2 separate regions of the Homo sapiens genome follow, and region 1 is linked to region 2. A link is a loop called in an ENCODE intact Hi-C map of the cell type or tissue named here. Cell type or tissue: GM12878. All regions are shown on one strand. Links, peaks and the distances in the headings refer to the core of each region. The heading gives the core; the rest is flanking DNA.

Region 1 (10,633 bases), core at 2,861-5,360, 53 kb after region 2:
CAGAACCTATCCCTGCATCTGATTATCAATGATGTGTAATGGAGCTTGGAACGTGAATGGGCACATATGTCTGATGTCCTCACCTGACCATTCTTTGGGAGCCCTTTGGGGATAGTGAATCTCCCAGTACCCTACTTGGGCACAATAAGGACTATTTAGTGAAAGAACATTCACAATTGAGTGAATGGATGAATTCTAAGGGTGGATCACTTTGAAAATACCTGAATGTCAATCTCATGGTACCAAGTTTATATCAGAATTCAACCTCAAATTAACTAACTTCCATTCCAGATCTGTTCCTTTCTTGGTGACATGGCAGCATATACATGCCTCATTTTCTCCTGCCTTATATCCATATCCTCTTGGTCTGGTGGCACACCTTCCATTTCTTCACAAGCAACCTGGGATGATTAGCTTAGGTCCCCAGCCCAGCCCTACTCAATGGATGAGCTTCAACTAAGATGGGGACAAGGAGGCTCTCCTGGGATTTTGCCTCTCAAAACCATGGATCATGTGCCTCTCCTCTCCTTCCACTTTCTTTCTTTTTTTTTTTTTTTGGCTTAAATTAAGCAGAGGTGCCATTTTTTGCTTATATTCAAAGAACTCATATCCTCAGACACCAGGAGGGGAGTTCCAGACTTATGAGGCTATACAATGGTATGGTTAAGGTCTTGGGCATTGCAGCTACATTGCTTGGGCTTGGATCCCAGTTCTGCCATTTTTTGGCTATGTGACCCTAGGCAAGTTACTTATGTTCTCTGTGCCTCAGATTTCTGATCTTCAAAGTGGAAACATTAGCTGAGATAAAGCATGCAAACACTCTTAAAACAGTTTCTAGTGCATGGTGAACACGCAGTATATATCACAGGGTCTTGACCATCCAAGCAACTTGAGAAGAAAAAAAAATGATGGAATTATACTTCTTTAAACAAAAAAGAAAAAAATCACAAATCACAGAATAAATTGGAATGAATTCAATGAGTTTTCAAGGGCTGCTATGTCTTCCTACCCACTCTGATGTGGGGTATGTACAGAGAAAAACGAATCTGGAGCTGTTTCTAAAGGAGACATTTGAAAATGAGCTTGTGCCTTTTTATTTTTCAAGAAAAATCAGAGGCCAGTGGCTATATGTGCTGTTCTCTCTTTCTTTTCTGGGAAAGTTCATGAGTTCTTGGCCCCAAATAAGCTTAGTTCTCTACCGCTTCCCACAAGGAAATTAAATTTTCAGGTCCTGCACAAAAGTTTAGTTATCGCTAATATAATCATTGGTGCTGTCACTGTAGGTCTGTAGGAGCTGAGTGGAAGGATGGAATTTGACAGCAATAAAAAAGTTCTCCCTCTTCCCCTGCTCTCAGACACTTGGATACCCATTTACACATATGTGCACAATGTGACACACACCCTCAGGCACACATGCACAACCACACACACACATACATAAAGGGATGGCTTTCCCAGAGACAGTTATCCTGAGTGATGTTTTTAATCCTGAGTTTTATCCTGAGTGATTTTTAAAAAAACTAAATCCATCCAGTATTTTTGGGTGCCCACATAGCCAGAGCTGGGCATGGGGAAATGGGGAAGAAATTGGTGCTATAAGCATGATTAAAGCTGTAGTCCTGGTCCTGCCTTCTAGGAGATTCTGAAGCAGTGTTTTGGGAGTGAGAGACACCTACCAGTATCTAATAAAAGGTAGGTTGTGAAAAGGTTATATGAGAGGTTAAAAAGTTGCTAAAGGTTGCTTTGCTTTCTTTCTTTAATTTTTAATGTGACTCTGGAGTAGTTTCACAGGTTCTCAGTCTAGCTTTGGAGTCAACCAGCCTTGTTCTGCATTGGTCTGGATTTAAATACTGGATTTGCTGCTTATGAGTAGTGACACTTACTGAGCCTTGGTTTCCCAGTCTGTGAACAAGGTACGAACATCACCTGTCTATATGTGTTAAGATTGCATGTGCTGGAAATCACAGAGGTTAGATGGCAGTGACTTAACCAAATAGGAGTTTGTTTTTCTCATGCAATAAGTAGTTCAGAAGTGGGCAAGCCAGGGTTGGTACCATTGTTCCAGGGACTCATCAAGGACACAGGCTCCCAGAATCATCCAGAGCCACAGGGTGGCTGCCCTGGTTGCAGGCAAGATAAAGGGGAATGGAGAAAATGGCAGGAAGCTGAAGACGTGAGCCAGCCACATCTGTACCCCTTTGGAGAGCTTTCTGGAAAGCCCCATTCACTGACTACATCTTATACTTTGTTGGACACACTATGCCAAGATGACCAACACTATCTGCAAAAAAAAAGCTGGGATATCAAGTATTTTAACTGAACATATAGTTGCCTCAAACAAAATTGAAGTCCTGTCACAAAGGAGGAAGAAGAGACTCCAGCTGTATCTGCCACATGATATTGGGAGAGTTGTTGAAGAGATTCCCTGAGATAATTCATGCCAAACTCTTGGCCCAATGCCTGACATGTGGTGACTATTATTATTAGCTGGGACTCTCCCCATTGTCTTCTCAGAGGATCCTCCAGCAAGGTGACAAATGTAAATGCAGCCTCCTCAGTGTTCAGGGACTCCCCCTTCCACCAGCCACTTTCTGTCTGAATCTGAGTCATGCTCATGACTCAGGCCATCTCATCTCTTCCAGAAAGTCTCCCCTCACCTCTGTGGTCCTCCAAGATATCACCTGCTATTTTCAGAACCTGTAGCATGAAATGACTATATCACCCAAATGTAATTTCAAACATATTTCCTAGTGTGAATAGATCTATATCTCTGTGTTTATTTTTTCTCCCAACTAGGTTACAAGTATCTTGATGGCAGGAATTACATTTTATTCCTACAGCCCTGCCACAAAGCTCTGATTACTGGTTCTTATGCATCTCAGATGCCCACACTGAGTAGACTGTAGGACATTCTGAGGTAGCTAGCTTTTGTTTAATTTGCTGTTGGGCTGAAGTGTGGTGTGCCAGGGATTTGTTCATGTATGTGCAATAATGAATCATGCTCTTTTGGGCATTTGCTGTTTTTTTAAATGTTTTTTGAATTTTTTTATTGATATATAATGGGGTACATGTGATATTTTGTTTCATGCATCAAATGTGTAATAATCGAGTCAGGGTATTTAGGGTTTCCATCACCTTGAGTATTTGTCATTCCTCTATGTTGGGAACATTTTAATTCCTCTCTTCTAGCTATTTTGAAATATATAATACATTGTTGTTAATTATAGTTACTCTACTCTGCTATAAAACAGAACTTACTGTAACTCAGGAATGGAAAACCAAATACCATATGTTCTCACTTATAAGTGAGAGCTAAGCTATGAGGATGCAAAAGCATAAGAATGACATAATGGACTTTGGAGACTCAAGAGGAAGGGAGGGAGGGGGGTGGGGGATGAAAGACTGCATAGTGGGCAAAGACTACTGCTCAGGTGACAGGTGCACCAAGGGCATTTCCTGTTCTATCTGCATCAATTTTGGAAGCTCAGATAGCCAAGGTGTTGTCTAGTAACATACACCAGGGTGACCCCAGAACAAAGGGGGATCAAACGTGAGGTTTAGGCCAGGCGCGGTGGCTCACACCTGTAATCTCAGCACTGGGAGACCAAAGCAGGCAGATCACCTGAGGTCAGGAGTTCGAGACCAGCCTGGCCAACATGGCAAAACCCCATCTTTACTAAAAATACAAAAATTAGCTGGGCGTGGTGGTGGGTGTCTGTAATCCCAGCTACTCAGGAGGCTGAGGCAGGGAGAATTGCTTCAACCCAGGAGGCAGAGGTTGCAGTGAGCTGAGATTATGCCACTGCACTCCAGCCTGGGTGACAGAGCAAGACCCCATCTCAAAACAAAAAAACAACAAACAAACAAACAAACAAAAAACATGAAGTTTAGAATGCCCATCTGGAAGCATTCATTCATTCATTCATTCACTCGTTCACCATTTATGTTCCCGATGTATGCGAGGCACAGTTCTGAGGCCCTCCTGTTGCTGTGTCACCTCCCACAGCTGCTTCCCATCAGCTGCATCCCAAACATAAGAGGAGTGTGTTTAATCAGCAATACTCACTTTCTTCTGATTTTGACTCAAGGGTACTTCCCTGCACCCATCAATTTCAAAACCACTTCCTAAATCTGACTTAGCCACTTGATTTCATGGGGTGCCCTGTCAAATAATTGTGAAAGAAGAACATGAAGCAGGACTACTGTGGGTGGGAAAGCCCCATACTTACCTGCCCCTTTTCTAGCCAACTCATATCCTGGTCCCTTCGGGGTCCCCAGATGAAGTACCAGCAACCCCTTTCCCCACACCCCACCAGTTCAGTGGAAAGGACTTATCTTCAGGAAGATTGGATTTTATGCCTCAAAATGAATGAATTCAGCAAAGAATTTCTGAGCTCTTCTTACGTGTAAGGTACTGTGCCGGCATGGGTGACGAGAACACAGCTATATTAACAAATCAATCAAGTAACTGATTACATATTAGACTGTGCTAGCTGATGAGGATACTTTAATCTTTGTAAGATGGATAGAGCACTTTCTCTGTGCCAGGCCCCATGCTTAATGTCTTATGTACATTTTCTCCTTGGATACTCTAAGGATTCACATCAACACTCTGAACAGGTTGAAGATAGAATGATTATCCTCTACCTGCCCCTTCCCTCCTGCTTTGTGTAGAACCCATCAAGGAGTGGAGAGGGCTGGAGATCTAAAAACAGGATCTAAATCCTGGGAAGAGACCACTTGTCTGTTGGGGTGCCCCATGCCAACATGAGGTGGCCTCAGTTGAGCAGTATGCTGGCATTTTGAGTGGAAAGGATTTGAGATATTCCCCAGTACTCTGTCTCTGAGTTTCCCTCAGGTCCAGTGGGTGTGTGTGAGATCTGAAAATGTTCAATGCCCTGTGGTAGAGTAGAGGAAGGTAGTTAAGAAGTCAGAACCAGTTATTTGCATGGGATCATTGTGATGTGGTTTGAGGGGACACTGTGGCAGAGTCTTAGTATGGATGAGCCAAAAGTTGGGGCTGAGAGAGAGAGCACAACAGGATCAAGAGAACCAAGTGGAGGCCGAGTCACAGGGAGGACAACCTACATTTACTGTGCCACTGTCGCATCAGCTGTGGACACTTTAGAAGTGTGTGTGATAAGGAAAAAAGCCAATGCCCAGCCATGACATTGGGTGTTACCTAGACCAGCCAGGATGACAGGTGTTACCTGCCTGGAACAGATGCCCTTCCCAAGGAAGGGGAGAACAAGTCAGGAGGGTATAACAAGTCTGGGAACTTAATTTCGCTCCTGGGGAGACAAGAAGGAGAAAAGGGAGAGAGAGAACTTTCAATTCAGGTGAATAAATTACTCAAAAGAGATGGGCTGTAATCTCTTTTGAGTGGTGTTATCTTGATGTAAAAAGATTGATTTGGTTTTTTTGTGTCAATCATAGAAACAGTTTTTCCAGAATTGTGACTGTGAATTTTATACCCACAACAGGAGTTTAGGTGAAAATATCCTCAACTATTTTCTTTTCTAATCTTTTGCTCTTGGCTTCCTTCTCAGAGTGCCTCCTCATAACCTGACGCACCTGCCAGGACCAAAGTAGATCTTAAACATATAAATAATGGCTGAGGTTTCATCCTTAGACTGCATGGTTTCCCCCAGGGGAGTACATATTTATATTCTTCTTTTAATCAATGGAGAAACCAGAGGATGACTCATTCCCTCAGAGTGGAAGAGGAAGTCATGGTGCCCTTGACTAGAGTCCCTCCGGGTTTTGGTTTCTTCTCGGTGGGGTTGCAGCAGCCCTGTAAGGAATGCATGAGGGAAGGGGGCAAAAGGTGCTGGGAAGAGAGATGGTGGCTGTTTGGACAAAGGGCTCTTTCTGTCAGTGGCTCCATCTCCACCCAGACTCAGGCTCCCGTTCAGAAGTTCAGCTCTCTTCCTTTCACCCACTCTGAGATTCACATGCTCACACTCAAAGCTATTCCCTCACCACCAGGGCTGGGAGGGACCCTGCCTACAAGCCCTTTCCTCTTCCAGATGCTGAAAGAAGAAGTAATTATAGAAAACAAACAAAACAAAACAAAACAATGGCAACACTATGGAGACAGTGAAAAGACCAGTGGTTGCTAGGGGTTAGCCTGGAGAGAGTAATAAATAAGCACAGTGCAGAGAATTTTTAGGTCAGTGAAACTACCCTGTATGAGACTATCATGGTGGATGCATGTCATCATACATTTGTCCAAATCTACAGTATGTACACCAAGGGTGAACCCTTATGTGGTAGTCTCCCTTATCTGAGGTTTTGCTTTCCAAGGTTTCAGTCACCTGTGATCAACTGTGGTCCAAAAATAGTAAACAAAAATTCCAGAAATAAACAATTGGCAAGTTTTAAATTGCACACCATTCTGAGTGGCGTGGATGAAATCTTGAGCCATCTTGCTCTGTCCTACCTGGGACTTAAATCTTCCCTTGGTCCAGCATATCCACACTGTCTATGCTACCCACTCGTTAGGACTGAAAAACATATTGTGTATGGGGTTCAGTACTATCCCAGGTTTCAGGCGTCCACTGGGGGTCTTGGAACTATTCCTTGGGGATAAGCGGGCACTACTGTATACATTATGGACTTTGGGTGATGATGTGTCGATGGAGGTTCATCAGTTGTAACCAATGCACCACTGGGGTGGGAGATGTTGATAATACAGGAGGCTACGCTTGTGTCAGGGCAGAGGGTGTATGGGATATTCCGTACCTTCCTTTCAATTTTGATATGAACCTAAAACTGCTCTAAGAAATTAAAGCTTTAAACAACAGCAACAGTAACCTATCCTATAGAAAGCAGTGGGGGCAGCTTCATCCTTCCCCTTCTCAAAGCATAAAATAATTGCACCTAATTTTTTTTTTTAACCAATGAGGTATCTGGGGAAATTGAAATGGAGAGATCCTCATGGTGTAGATTCAACTTATGGAAACTCAATATACCAACTTACAAGCCGGATCATTTAGGAGGTGATACTTTATTTTATAGGCAACTGCATTACTTCAACACAGGATTCCTATCAACATAATTCCCTAAGGCATTTAAGAATTTGCTTATAGATCATGACTATTTTAGAGAAAGCAGAGGCAGGCAGAAAATCATTTTGGAGCCATCATCTGTTATAATTCTGGCAGAAGTAAAGTAAAAAGATGAAGTATCTCTGAAATCAAGTAAATCAATAGGAAAACAGGATGGATTTCCCAAATTCAATTTATACACAACTTTTTATAGCATTATAAAATATAGGCCGGGCACAGTGGCTCATGCCTGTAATCCTAGCACTTTGGGAGGCCGAGGCGGGCAGATTGCCTGAGCTTAGGAGTTCAATACCAGGCTGGGCAACACGGTGAAACCCCATCACTACTAAAATACAAAAAAAATTAGCCAAGCCTGGCAGCGTGCACCTGTAGTCCCAGCTATTCAGGAGGCTGAGGCAGGAGAATTGCTTGAACCTGGGAAGCGGAGGTTGCAGTGAGCTGAGATTGTGCCACTGCACTCTGCCTGGGCGACACAGCGAGACTCCATCTCTCCAAAAAAAAAAAATTAACCTTTCCAAAGACTCAACGTTGACTATATATGCTGAACTAGACAGTTTATTTGCATGAATCCTCCTAACAGCCATGAGAGGTAGCTATCAGTCTCCTCATTTTATAGATGAATAAACCGAGGCCTGGGATAGGGAAAAGACTTGTCGAAGGTCACAGATGTTTCAAGTTCGTATTACTGTAGTCCATAAATCCAACTGTGTGTGTGGCTCTTTTTTGGGAGCATGGGGAACAAAACACAAGGGGCTAGTCAGCATTCACTCCTCTATTTGAAAAATATTCTTTAAAAAGGAAACTATTTTTGGATAGGGAATTAAAGAGTAAACATGAGTCTCTGCTAGTTTATTTTCACTGAGTGCACACACTCCTCCAACGATAATTCATTCAGGATGTGAGCTGGAACTCATTAGAAGTCACCAGGCCTGGGGGAGTAGATAAAACCACGATTAAAGACATCTGAGCCCTTTAGGACAATTTATTATCTTGGATTTCATATTTAATAGGAGACATTAATTCACAAAAGAAGTCCTCAGGGCAAGCAAATAATGCCCTATAATTGCTGTAGGGCTCTGGGGTTTCCAAGCATGCACTTGCTCCTGGGCTGGGCGAGGTCCTAGGTTTGCTGGGAGGTTCCAGGCCCAGGAACTCCTCTGAAGCTCTGTCAGTTTGGCATTGCAGGAGGAAGAGCTCTTGCCAAAAACCAGAACATAGCTTCAAGTTATTTGTTATAAGTTGGCTATTTTTTTTTCCTCAAAAGCCTCTCCATTCATGCCAATGGGAGGGGAAACAACCCAGTAGATAGGTCTGAAGCATTAAAACAGGTGACAGAGTGGCTATTCTTTTTTTTTTTTTTGAGACAGGGCCTCACTCTGTCACCCAGGCTGGAGTGCAGTGGCATGATCACGGTTCACTGCAGCTTCGACCTCCCTGGCTCAGACATTCCTCGCATCTCTGCCTGCTGAGCAGCTGGGACTATAGGCTCACCACCATGCCTGGCTAATTTTTGTTATTTATTGTAGAGACGAGGTCTCACCATGTTGCCCAGGCTGGTCTTGAATCCCTGGGCTCAAGGGATCCACCCGCCTTGACTTCCCAATGTGCTGGGATTACAAGTGTGAATCAATGTGCCAGGCCAAGAGTGGCTATTCTGAGAGCCCTGTTTTCCATGGTAGCGAAGTGTGTAAGAATGATCCTTGGTGGGCCTCTGGTCCCCTGTTTGTGAAACGAAGAGTTTGGATGACAGAGTCTCTAAAGTCCTTTTCAAATCTGTGGCAGAGTTAGAGAGGCAGAGTGGGGAAAAGCGTCCTGGAGTTCAAATCCCTGCTCAGTCCCTTCCTGCATGTGGAATGTTGGAACTATAATCACAATACCAGCAAAAGAGTGTTGATTATCTACTAAGTGCCAGACATTATGCTGAATCCTAGAAACACTGAGGCGATCCTATGAAGTAGGTACTGCAATATCTCCATTTCATTGTTGAGGCAACGGGAGCATAAAGGGACTAAGTGACTTGCACAAGGTCATATGGAGCAGGATATTTTGGATCCAGGTAGTCTGACTTCAGCATCTGCACTTCTACCCACCACCATCTTCACCCATAAGATGGGATAACTGCCCACCTTATAGCGTTATAGTGAGGATGAAAGGTTGTCCTGAATCAAAGTGCTTAGCATGGATAGTTCCTGACCCATAGTAATAGCTTGTGAAGTAAATTGGGTTTGTTTAACTGGAGAAGCTAATGAGAATAGGAGACTTAATTATTGCCTTCAAATATATGAAAGATTTTTAATGATTCACTTATGTTTGATGAATATCAAGCCTCCACAGAGCCAGACTAAATGCTTTGTATTATTCTTAAGTCTGTGTCATCCAGGAAGAAAATTCAATTTAAACAGGAGAAATTTAATTAGACATAAAAATAACTTGACCTTCATACTGGGTATAAAATTTCAGAATAAATGATTGCAATTAGCTGTGAAGTTTGTATACATGATGTTGAAATAGAGAATTACTATTTGAAGGCCTGCCATGGACAATTGTGCAAGTTGTTTACTGCACGTAACCAGGGACTGCCATTTACACCATAGTCTATGTGAATGGTACCCTCTGGAGATGTGCAATACATAATTTGCATATCCTTTTATCCTGACTATTAACCCTGAAATGTTTAGATTGAGGCTGGTCCCATTCTAGCTGTAGGAATCCATGGCTTTGAATGAAAGTTGAGAGTTCAGACAATTATCTAAGAAAGGTAAATATGTGTTTTGTACAATATGACTCACCACTCAGGATTCCATGGCAGTCACAGATAGTAGACCAAGGCCTCAGAATCTTCTCAATGCAACACTCCAGGGAATTGCTATCAACAAATCAGATCTGCCACTTTATCTAAAACACAAAAGCTGTTTAACATAGTGATCAGAAGCCTAGGCTGGAGCTATAATGACTGGGTTCAAATCTAAGCTCTGATACTTATTAAACTGATGACCTTTGAATCAGAAAGGAAGCATTTTACTGCAAATAATAGAAACCAAACTAAAAGTGTGTTAACAATAAGAAAAAATTGTTAGCCCCCTTTTTATAACCTAAGAAGCATGCACACGTGTGTATACACACACATACATTTTATATTTTTAACATCTCTGATATGAGGTATGTTATGCAATTGCTGTTGCTAAGCATTGCCTGCCCTTGTGCTTCGAACCTGCAGAATGGTGATGGCCTCTTGGGAACAACTCCAGAGATTACAGAAGGGCACTTTCTTAAGAAACACAGCATCACCAATGTTCTTCATGTTACAGAGGACAAGCGTATGTGGAAAAACTAGAACATTGATAACTCTGATTGGACAAGTGATTCAAGAGAGTTTGACTCAATGTAAAGCAGATTTAGGAATACCTTGACTAATTTACTTTATTTATGTATGTATTTATTTATGTATTTATTTATTTTTGGAGATGGAGTCTCACTCTGTCATCCACGCTGGAGTGTAATGGCGCTATCTTGGCTCACTGCACCCTCTGCCTCCTGGGTTCAAGCAATTCTCCTGCCTCAGC
Region 2 (10,633 bases), core at 3,113-5,612:
GTTTTGTAGAGACAAGGTTTTGCTCAGTTGCCTAGGCTGGTCTTGAACTCTTGGGCTCAAAAGATCCTACCACCTCGGCCTCCCAAAGTGCTGGGATTACAGGTGTGAGCCACTGCACCCTGCCTATAAGTACTTTTTTTTTTTTTTTTTTCGCGGAGTCTCGCTCTGTCACCAGGCTGGAGGGCAGTGGTGTGATCTCAGCTCACGGCAACCCCTGCCTCCCGGGTTCAAGCGATTCTCCTGCCTCAGCCTCCTGAGTAGCTGGGACTGTAGGCATGCACCACCACGCCCAGCTAATTTTTGTATTTTCAGTAGAGACAGGGTTTCACCATGTTGGCCAGGATGGTCTCGGTCTCTTGACCTTGTGATCAGCCCAACTTGTTAAAAAAATGCATTGTGGTAAAAACAAAAATATTTGGAAAGGCATAAAGTTTAAAAGTCCTTTTTCCTCCCATCTGCTCAAACTCCCAGGCTCACTTCCCTAAAGAAATTAAGTTAATGTTTTGTAAATATCTAAGCTAAGGAAGATCACCTATAGCTTGAATATTCCATCTCCAGAGGAGCCAGAAACAAGCAAACCAACCAATTCATCTTAGTTCCCTCCTTCCACCATCCCAGAGCTACAAATTATGTGAACAGCATGGTCTCCTTCTCATGCATCTGTCTTCCATTCTCTTGGCTTTCTATTTTCACTGCTATGGAACTCCACCCTATGCCCACCTTTTCGATTTCAGAAGATGTCTTTTTCAGAAAAAACCTTTTATCAGCAGCTTACACTTGAGTGTAGAAAAAGATTATAATGAATGTAGTATTTAGGATCTGGAAGGAACCTTCCATAATTGTGGATGCAGAGGCCACCTCAGAAAAACAAATATACACCCATTACCTTGGGTTTGTGTAAAGGTTCAGTGTTTATAAGAGGGCTTTCCTGTCCATTTTTATACTTGATCCTCTTCCTGGCTCCTGTATGGAAGCAGGGGAAGGCAGTATTATTTCCACTGTGCAGAGGAGAAAACTGAGCCTCTGAGAAGCTGACTTCCCCAACAGCCAGTGCACTCGTCCCGGGACCACAGCATGGAAAGCCTTTCACCCTACTGGCATCAGCTGCTTGTGGAGGGACTTCAGGTTTGGTGGAGACAGTGGGCATGAGGCCATCCTCAGAGCGCCTTAAATTGCAACACTTGGGATGCTGGCTGTTTTGCATAAGCTGATATTGAGCTCAGGCTCAGGTACTCTGCTGACTCCACTCTCCAGATTTGATTTGGCTACTGGCCCTGGGTTTCCCAGGCATGGAAATGACATCACCATGGCTTGAGACAGAAGACCAAGTGGAGCTCTGGCACTCAGCCAGCATGGGCCCTTCCCAGTCCCCTGCTTCACAGGTGGGACTCACTTTCTTTCCCTTCATGCTTTTCTTCATCCTTCCCTTAATTTGGTGTTGTTACCTCTCATATAAGGGGAGATGTCTGTTTTCCTAACATGACCTCCTTTGCCCAGGCAGGGGTAGGGGGAGTAGAATGGCAAGAAGCGGTTGATTTGAGTGACTACAGTGAGCAGGTGCTGTGCTAGGGACACTGGTACCGAGACCAAGAGGGCAGCATATTCAGTCTTGAGGACCTCACGGCTCAGGGAACAGGTCATCAGACACATAGCAAAGTAAATGAGTGAGGAATTGCATTTGGCTTCAAGTAATAGAGAATCAAAACAATAGAGATTTAAACAAGGGTCTCTTTTTCTTCCAAATTCCTTGTAATTTGGAGCTGGGTGGCCCAGGGCTGGTTTGGGACCTCTGTGATGTCACCGGGAACCCAAGTTCCTTTGATTCTTCTGCTTGGCAATGTTTAGTAGGATTGCTTCGTGGTCATAAGACAGCTGTTGGAAATCCACACTGCATGTCTCAAGCAGGAGGAGGGAAAAAGGCAGAAATGCAAAATGGTGTTAGCCAAGTACACCCTCTTTATTTATTTATTTATTTTGAGACAGAGTCTCGCTCTGTCACCCAGCCTGGAGTGCAATGACGCCATCTCAGCTCACTGCAACCTCCACCTCCCGGGTCCAAGCGATTCTCCTGCTTCAGCCTCCCCAGTAACTGGGGTTACAGGTGCCCACCACCACGCCCAGCTAATTTTTTGTATTTCTAGTAGAGACAGTGTTTCACCACGTTAGCCAGGCTGGTCTCAAACTCCTGACCTCAGGTGATCCACCTGCCTTGGCCTCCCAAACTGTTGGGATTACAGGCATGAGCCATGGTGCCTGGCCAGAGTACACCCTCTTTAAATTGCTTTCCTAGGGCCCCTATCCCATGATGTTGACTTACGTTTCATTGCCTGCCCTATCTCCAAAGGAGGATAGGAGATAATTTGTTTAGCCTTTATTTTTTCTTTTTTAAACTGGGCACATTGTCATCTCTAACAATATAGTCTTGTTATTATGAAAGAGGAGAAGAAGGGATGTTGGGTAAATTACTAGCTGTGTCACCTAATCTGGGCAATTTCAGTGCATTGTGGTGGTGTACTTTGCTGAATGTGTGATTTAGCAAAATAATTAAACCTCTCTCATCTTCAAAATGGATATACTAATAACACATACCTTATAGTGACTAAATTGCGTAGGATTACTGTGAAGATTCGATGAGAAAATGTATGTCAAGGGCTTAGGGCTATGGGAGGTATGCTGTAAGTGCCCAATAAATGTTAGTTGTGATGGTGAGCATGGGAGAGGGTGATGATCCTGGGTTTGTATTCCCCTCCAGCACTCCTTGCCTGGCTATGGGCACAGCCCTGTGATTTGGTTTCTTCAATGATAAAACAGTAGGATGTGTCTCTAAATTGCTATGAGATTGAGATAATCCCTGGGGAGTGTGTAACAGAGTGTGCAGCATGTCCTAGGAACTCGGAGAATTATGATTATGAAAGCACCGAGAAGAGGCGGGACGGTCAGGGAAGGCTTCCTGGGTGAGGCGTCTCTGGGTTATGTTTCACAGGTGTAAAGGAGACAGCCTGGGAAGGAGGTGGGGAAGGCTGTCACATGGTGTGCTCTGGGAGCTGTGAAGGGTCTGGGGCATCTGGGCCCCAAGGTCAAGGTAGGACATGGCACTAGTTGAGGCAGAGAGGAAGGCAGTGTTTGGGGCCATGCTGAGGGGCTGAGAGCCCTGGGGGTGTGGAGCCTGCTGCTCTGATCTCCTGGGACTGGTTTCTGAGGCTGAAGAGATCATTATTCACAGACAAGGAATTAGGTGCTTTGAACAATGCTTATTTTATTGGCATCTGCAAACTGCCACCTGTTAACCAGAAGCCTGGGCTCAAACTCTGGCTAGATTCCTCTGGGAATAGGCTATTAATCAACGAATGACTTCCTCTTTGGCAGAGAAGGAAATGTCTAATAGCTTGAGGCTGATCTTATGACTGGAAAAATGGAAAGGCTGTTGTAAGTTCTCACAGGGATGTAAAGACAAGTTGTCTGTAGGTTTCCAACAGGGTTTTTTATTACCTATTAGCAAATGAGCACAGATTTGTTTATCAGCTTCCCCTAGAAATTAGGTTGTTGAGGCAGCTGGAGAGGTGAATCCTGGGGTGGGAGAAGGCAGAGAAGGGAACAAGAGGAGCTGGCATTACCTTGGTGCATTGTACTTAAGGAACCATAGAGGTGGCTTGTTCCTGAGCTGGGGTTGCATAGAGAGAGCACTGGACATGAGTCCAAAGTCACAGGGGCCAGTCTCACCTTTGCCCTGAGTTCCCAAAAACAATGTACGCTGTTCTGTAAAACATGGATAATACCATGGCCACTTGGGATTACCAGGCTCTCTGATGGTAACCTAGGAAAATGTATGTCTGCGAAGACACTTTGTAAAGTGCAACTAGAGTAAAATCCAACCCCCGCCCCAATCTCCCAGGCCTTCTGACAAATTACAGAGCACCCCAGGCTCTCTTTCCACTTTGTACATTGACCATTGCTCCTTTTTCTGCCTAGATCATTCTTCTGCCCCCTCCTTGGAAGGGCCTTCCATGCCTTTCTAAGTATATGCTCCCCAACATAGACAGTGGTTAAGACCCAGGCTCTGAAACACCACTCACGGGTTCAAGTTCGGCTCTGATACATACCAGTGAATTGACCTTGGGCAATCACCTGACTTCTCTGCCACAGTTCCCACTTCCGTAAGATGGAAGTAATAATTGTTTGTACCTTACGGAGCAGTTGTGGAGAAAGGATGACATTAATAGTTGGCCATTATTACTGTTTTTCAGAGCACTCTATTTCCCTTCTAGCGCTGCGGTCTGTAATTAATTTATTTGTATATATGTCCATTAACCACCACCCGTAATATCCTATTATCTTCTATAATGGGATCTTTTAATAAGGGCAATGACCATGTCTTTCTCATCATCCTTATATAGCACAGTGCCTGCGACTTAAAAAATGCTCAAGTCATAGTTGTTGGATGAGGAATTCACTGAACGGGTATTTCCCAGAAGTCTCAACAGCCTGTCCCCAGAGACAAGAAGGCACCACGAGGGGTGACTGAGGCAGCCCTGCAGCCCCTCAGGGAAGAGCCAGGGAGCTTGTCAGATGGCCCTGTTTTGCATTTCATTCTCCCGGTTGCAGGCTTTCACTTATGTAATGAAATAGCAGTGAAACCCCACTGACACCTGAGTGCTTCCCCTCTAGCCAGCCCAGTATTTGACCACAAAAAGGGGGAAGAAAAAAATATAAGAAAAAAAGGAGCTTCAAACCACATGCTTCTTGGGACACACAGATGAGCTGTCCTTTCCCCAGAGTCGTCTGAGCGTATTGTAGTAGCCTGGAGGGGTGTTTTGCTGAGCCTGATCATTGTGACCAAGTGGTGAAAAATCAAGGTCCCCAGCCTGCGTGTCAGCAGTCGAGACTTTTTCCACCTCTGCCCCTGACCTGCTGTGCAACCTTTTGCAAGTCACCTTACCTGTCTGGGTCTCTTCAGTGACCCCATCTGCAAATTGAGGGACTGAAATAGATGATGAAAGTAGAGTAGCCATGCAGTTCTGGCTTTGCCTGTAGACTTGGTAGAATGATTAATAATAACCTCTTTCATTCTTCTTTTTTTTGAGATGGAGTCTTGTTCTATCGCCCAGGCTGGAGTGCAGTGGTGTGATATTGGCTCACTGCAACCTCCACCTCCCAGGTTCAAGCGATTCTCCTGCCTCAGCCTCCCAAGTAGCTGGGATTACAGGCATGTGCCACCATGCCAGGCTAATTTTTGTATTTTTAGTAGAAATGGGGTTTTGCATGTTGGCCAGGCTGGTCTTGAACTCCTGACCTCAAGTGATTTACCCACCTCGACCTCCCAAAGTGCTGGGATTACAGGCATAAGCCACTGTGCCTGGCCCATTTCTCTAAATGACTTGTATTGGATGATGGATTATAAGATTAGTTGGATGCAAGTCTCTGCCAGTTGTAAGATTATTGCTCTTATTATTATTATTATTTTTTCTGACTGCCCATCCGTGCTCCTACTCTATCCCCAGATTCATGCTCTGTCCAGCTTGCTGTCTGGAATGCTGACCTCCAAAGCCACTGTCACTTGGCCACTCCTACTCTCCGGATTCCTGTGAGGTTTGGTGATGGAAGGCACTAGCAGAAGAAGGGATTGTGGGAAAAGAGAGAAGCAGGGTCATTAATCCCTCAGTGCCCCCTTTACTGCATCCTGGGAAGTGTCTGTTTCCTGTGCCCACGGCTTCCATTGGCTGAGCTCTAGAAACCTTACAATTTCCCAGCCCTTTAGGCCTAGGGGTAGTAATGTCTTCTCAGTGTGCGCTTCCATCCCCAGCCGCTCCCTAGTTCTACCACACCTCTGAATTTAGTGCCTTCAGCAAACTGTCTCCGGTTGACTGTTTTGAGGATGCTTCTTGTTTTCTGCTAGAACTTGGACAAATACAGATTCTTTGACACTCTGACCCAATCTTCCTTTGAGGCACTGGGCTGTCCAGTACAGGGACACCACATCCAAATGTAGGCAGCTCTGCTGCTGAATCTTGGTTTTCTAGGATGCAAGGGTCCTGTGGCATAACTGGCAGCATGAATTGGCGGGGGGTCACGACAATGGGCTGTGATGCCATTTAGGTGCTATTGCAGCAACATGAACATGAACTCAAGAAACTCACAGTGCATGTCTGATGCATGGTAGGCATTCGAGAATAGTAAGATTTCTACCCCCAGATTTTATTATGAACATTTTTGAACAATCAGAAAGTTGAAAGACTTGCACCATGAACACCCATCTATTTGTCGTCTCAACTCTACAATGAATACTTTTCTGTCCTTGCTTTATCACATATTCATCTATCTAATCCTCTATCCATCTCTCAACCCATCCTATTGTTTATATACTGTATTTTAAAGCTAATTGCAAACATCAGTATATTCCTTGTCTAAACACTTCAGCAAATATAATAGGATTGTTTTCATTACAAAAGCAATTGAAGCTAATAGTGAAACATTCTGACAATACAAGGTGTATGAAATGAAAAATGGAAAATATCTCTTTACTCTCTGTAATCTTGTTCCCCAGGCACAACTGCTGGTGGGTGTTGGGACTCAGAAAACAATACCCCAAAATAAAGGCTTCAGAAGCCAAAACCTTTTTCTCTGACCTCTGCCCTCCTGTCTCTCAGCCCCTTTCTACCCCAAGGCTAGCCAGAGAAACTAGAATCCCTTTTTCCCAAGGTAGGGCATAGGAACCAGAACCCCTTTTCTCCAAAGACAGCCACAAAACCTAGAATTATTATGCCAGTGTTCCCCTCTGCCTTTCTGTGTAAAAATTGGCCATGAAGAGATTAGCTGACCTACCTTGTTTGACCCCCATTCCAGAGAGGGGTCTGCCCCATTCCCAGAAGGAAGGAATGCTGCTCAGAGAGGCCAAGAAGAACTTCGACAGACAGGCCTTGCTGGGTTTCCCTGCTCAGTCTATTAGCATTAGATTAGACCTTTTTTTTTTTTTTTCCCTAATCCTATTTCTACATGGCTGTTCACACTTTGTTGAACCTAAGCATAAAAATGGACAATTTCCCCTGTATCCTTGTTCTTCATCCTGAAGTCCCCTGTGTATGCACATTAAATAAATTTGTATGCCTTTTCTCCAATTAACCTGCCTTTCGCGAGTTGGTATTTCAGCAAATCCTCAGAGGGCCAAGGGGAGCCCTCCCTTTCACCCGTACATGGGATAGTCCCAAGCATTCATGTACACCTGTAGTTTTGATATCTTACAAAACTTGAATTATAGCATACTTATTGTTTCGCACCTTGCTTTTAAAAAATCAACCATACCTTGAAAACATTCTTGCTTGTTAATAATAATGGGTCATCTCAACTTTTTAATGACTGTAGAAATGTCCATATTATGTACCTCATTTATTTAACCATTTCTCACTGATGGACATTCATACTATTTTGGGTTTTTTGGGGATATGATAAACAACGTCACAATGAAGATTCTTACACATTCCTTTACTTGACAAATATTCTAATAAGCAGCACTGTGTGCCAGACATGGTTCTATGCTTGGGGATATTAGGAAAATAAGATGGGTAACATTTGTGTGGAAAGTACATTCTTCTGAGGGAGTCAGATAACGAACTAGAAAACATCAAAAGCAAATAAATTGTTTTTAGCTAGTTATTAAGAAAATAAAATTGAGTAATTTGATAGATGGTGATAGAAGGGGTTACTTTACAAATGGTCATCTGGAAGGCCTCCACTTCAAGGTGGTGATATTTGAGCTGAGACCTGAATGAAGAGAAGGGGCCAGTTATGCAAAGTCCTAAGGAGAATGGATAGCAAACGCACAGGCTCTGGAGTGGGAGCAAGCTTGGTGTGTTGAGGGATAGAAATACACAGAGCATGGCAAATACAGCAAGTGGTGTGAAATGGGGTTGGAAAAGGTGGCGCAGGCCAGATCACTAGGACCAAGGAGTTTGAAATTTATTCCTAGTGCAGTATATCAGGTTGTATTTTTATCACTGGATAATCATAGAGTAAAACTAGCTTGATCTGATCCATGTAGAATGGAATATGAGCAAAAAATGTTTTGTATCTGGTTAGCTGCAGCATGGCAAGCCACAATTTCCCTCTAGGCTGTGTGGCACCCTGGAAAGAGAATGGGTGTCGGAGCCAGAGAGATCTGCTTTCAAATTCCAGCTCCATTGGTATACACCCCAAAGAATTGAAAGCAGGGTCTCGTATTGGTACACCATGTTCATAGCAGCACTGTTGACAAAATGGAATCCCCAAATGGAAGCAATCCAAGTGTTCATCGACAGAAGAATGATAAACAAATGTGGTATATAGGGTGAGCATGATAGCTTATGCCCATAATCCCAGCCGAGGCTGAGGCAGGTGAATCGCTTGAGCTCAGGAGTTTCAGACCAGCCTGGGCAACATGGTGAAACCTTGTCTCTACAAAAAACACAAAAATTAGCTGGGTGTGGTGATGCATACCTATAGTCCCAGCTACTTGGGAGGCTAGATGAGAGGATCACTTGAGCCAGGAGGTCGAGGCTGCAGTGAGCCAAGATGGTGCCATTGCACTCCAGCCTGGGTGAAAGAGTGAGACACTGTCTCAAAAAAAAAAAAAAAAAAGTGGTATATGCACAAAATGGAATATTATTCAGGCTTAAAAACAAGGGAAATTCTGACCTGCTACAACACGAACATGTTAAGTGAAATATGCCAGTCACTAAAAGACAAATACTGTATGATTTCACTTATATGAGGTAGCTAGAAAAGTCAAATTCATAGAGACTGAAAGTAGAACGGTGGTTAGAAGGGGCTGTGGGGAGGGAGGAATGAGTAGTTGTTGTTTAATGAGTGTAGACTTTCAGTTTTGCCAGATAAAAAGAGTTCTGGAGATTGGTTGCACAATAATGTGAATGTACTTAACATTACTTAAATGTATGCTTAAAGTGGCTAATGGTTAAGATGGTACATTTTGTGTTAAGCGTTTATGTTATGCGCAGCTAATTTTTGTACTTTTTATAGAGACGGGGTTTTACCATGTTGCCTAGGCTGGTCTTGAACTCCTGGACTCAAGCCTCCAAAAATGCTGGGATTACAGGTGTGAGCCACTGCGCCAGGCCCTGTTACTTGTTTTTAATTAAAAAATTCCAGCTCCATCACTTACTGATGGTGTGACTTGGTCAATTAATCCCTCTAGGCATGAGTTTTCTCATTTATAAAAGGAAGACAATATCTCATAGCTGTTCTGAAAACAGACTTCAGTGCTGTCTGCTTCCAATCTTACTTTGCATAATTTGGAATCTCAGGCTCCCCAGGCACACAGCTTAAAGAACCTTTCAGTGAATCCCAATTGAGTTGTCCTTGTACCTAGTACATAGTAGATGCTCAGTGAACATTTGTTGACTTGCTGGCTGACTGAATCCACTTATGTAGATATGATCTAAAAGGAAGCATATGTGTAGGGAGCTATGTGCCTAGTACATAGTAGGCATTCCATAAATGTTTATTGGACAGATGAATGTGTACACACCTGACCACAAACTGTGGCAAAACAACTTGCTTGCTCCAAAATGCACACATTTTTTCCCCCACGTTGTACCGTAATGGTTGCTTTAGAAAACAAACTGAAATCCCTACTGACTGAGTCTCATGTTAGCACTGTTGCTAGAAAAAAAAAAAAACACCCCAGATTTCCACAAGTATTGTAGTTTAAACAATGCAAAGTTATTCTCTTACAGTTCTGTGGGTCTGACATGGTCTCACTGGGCTAAAATCAAGGTGTCAGCAGGGGTATGTGCCTTCTGAAAGCTCTAGGGGAGGATCTCTTTCCTTGCGCATTCAGGTCGCTGGCAAAATTCATTTCCTCTGGTTGTAGGACTGAGATGTTGTTTCCTTGCTGGCTATCACTGAGGGACATTCCCAGCTTCTAGAGGCCACCCGAATTCCTTGACTCACGCCCAATTCTGCCATCTTCAAAGTCAGAAACTCTTCTTTCCTCTCACCTCTCTGACTCATTTTTAAGGAAACTGACCCCGTTTTTAAGGACTCGTGGTTGGATTAGGCTGTCCTGGGTAATGCGGGATAATCTCAGAGTACTTAACCTTAATCTCATTTGCACAGTCCCCTTTGCTATGTCGTAACATATTCAAAGATTCTGGGGATTAGGTCATGGATATATTTGGAGGGGTTATTATTCTACCTATTGCAGCATCCATTATCACTTTAGAATGGAATGGTTTCTCAGAACAGGCAGTTGTCTGTCTCCCAGCAAAGAGCTCCAGAAAACTAGGCCAATGAAAGGGAAATTTGGATGAAGGCAAGAGAGGTGAGGCACTGGCAGTAAATGTGATGGCAGGCCTGCAAGGGATGCTACAGAAAGAGGTTCCTGGTTTCATGGAATCCAGGTTATTAAAAGAAGAAATATTCACAAATGCCAGGAAAGTTAAATTTCATGTCTCTTACAATTTCCCTTCAGATCAGTTCTGCCAAAGATAAAGCGATCTTCACCTCTGTGAAAAACAGTAATTCCTTTCTCCATGATGTTCATGATTTGGTTGATGGGTTATTGGTTCATCGCTGCAATTATAATTGAAGGACATTGTCTTTGCTGGTTTGGTGAAGCTTCCAGATGTTATTAGAAGGGGTGTTC

Evidence for each region. Hi-C counts contacts between places; a loop is a spot of excess contacts. Peaks named below come from ENCODE experiments on the same cell type or tissue, not always from the same donor. Only the 100,000 strongest peaks of a DNase experiment are listed, where the experiment ranks them.
Region 1: a loop joins it to region 2, with 7 times the contacts of the local background. A loop is called at or near these places in 3 of 110 quality-filtered maps.

Annotation. Positions count from the first base shown.
Region 1 is chr5:159,454,359-159,464,991 of GRCh38, forward strand. LINC01845 (long intergenic non-protein coding RNA 1845) reads right to left here. Exons shown (of 7, transcript NR_027110.2): 2 at 9,860-9,979; 3 at 5,183-5,291; 4 at 4,067-4,443. Among named protein-coding and RNA genes, the nearest start is that of LINC01845, 6.6 kb to the right of the region's middle. RefSeq lists enhancers at 2,433-2,772, 4,285-4,454. In GM12878, for the core only: no CTCF peak of the experiment used is centred there; DNase peaks (open chromatin) are centred at 4,113 and 4,912; H3K4me3 peaks cover 1,195 bases; H3K27ac peaks cover 1,365 bases.
Region 2 is chr5:159,401,203-159,411,835 of GRCh38, forward strand. No RefSeq gene overlaps it. Among named protein-coding and RNA genes, the nearest start is that of LINC01845, 60 kb to the right of the region's middle. In GM12878, for the core only: no CTCF peak of the experiment used is centred there; a DNase peak (open chromatin) is centred at 4,619.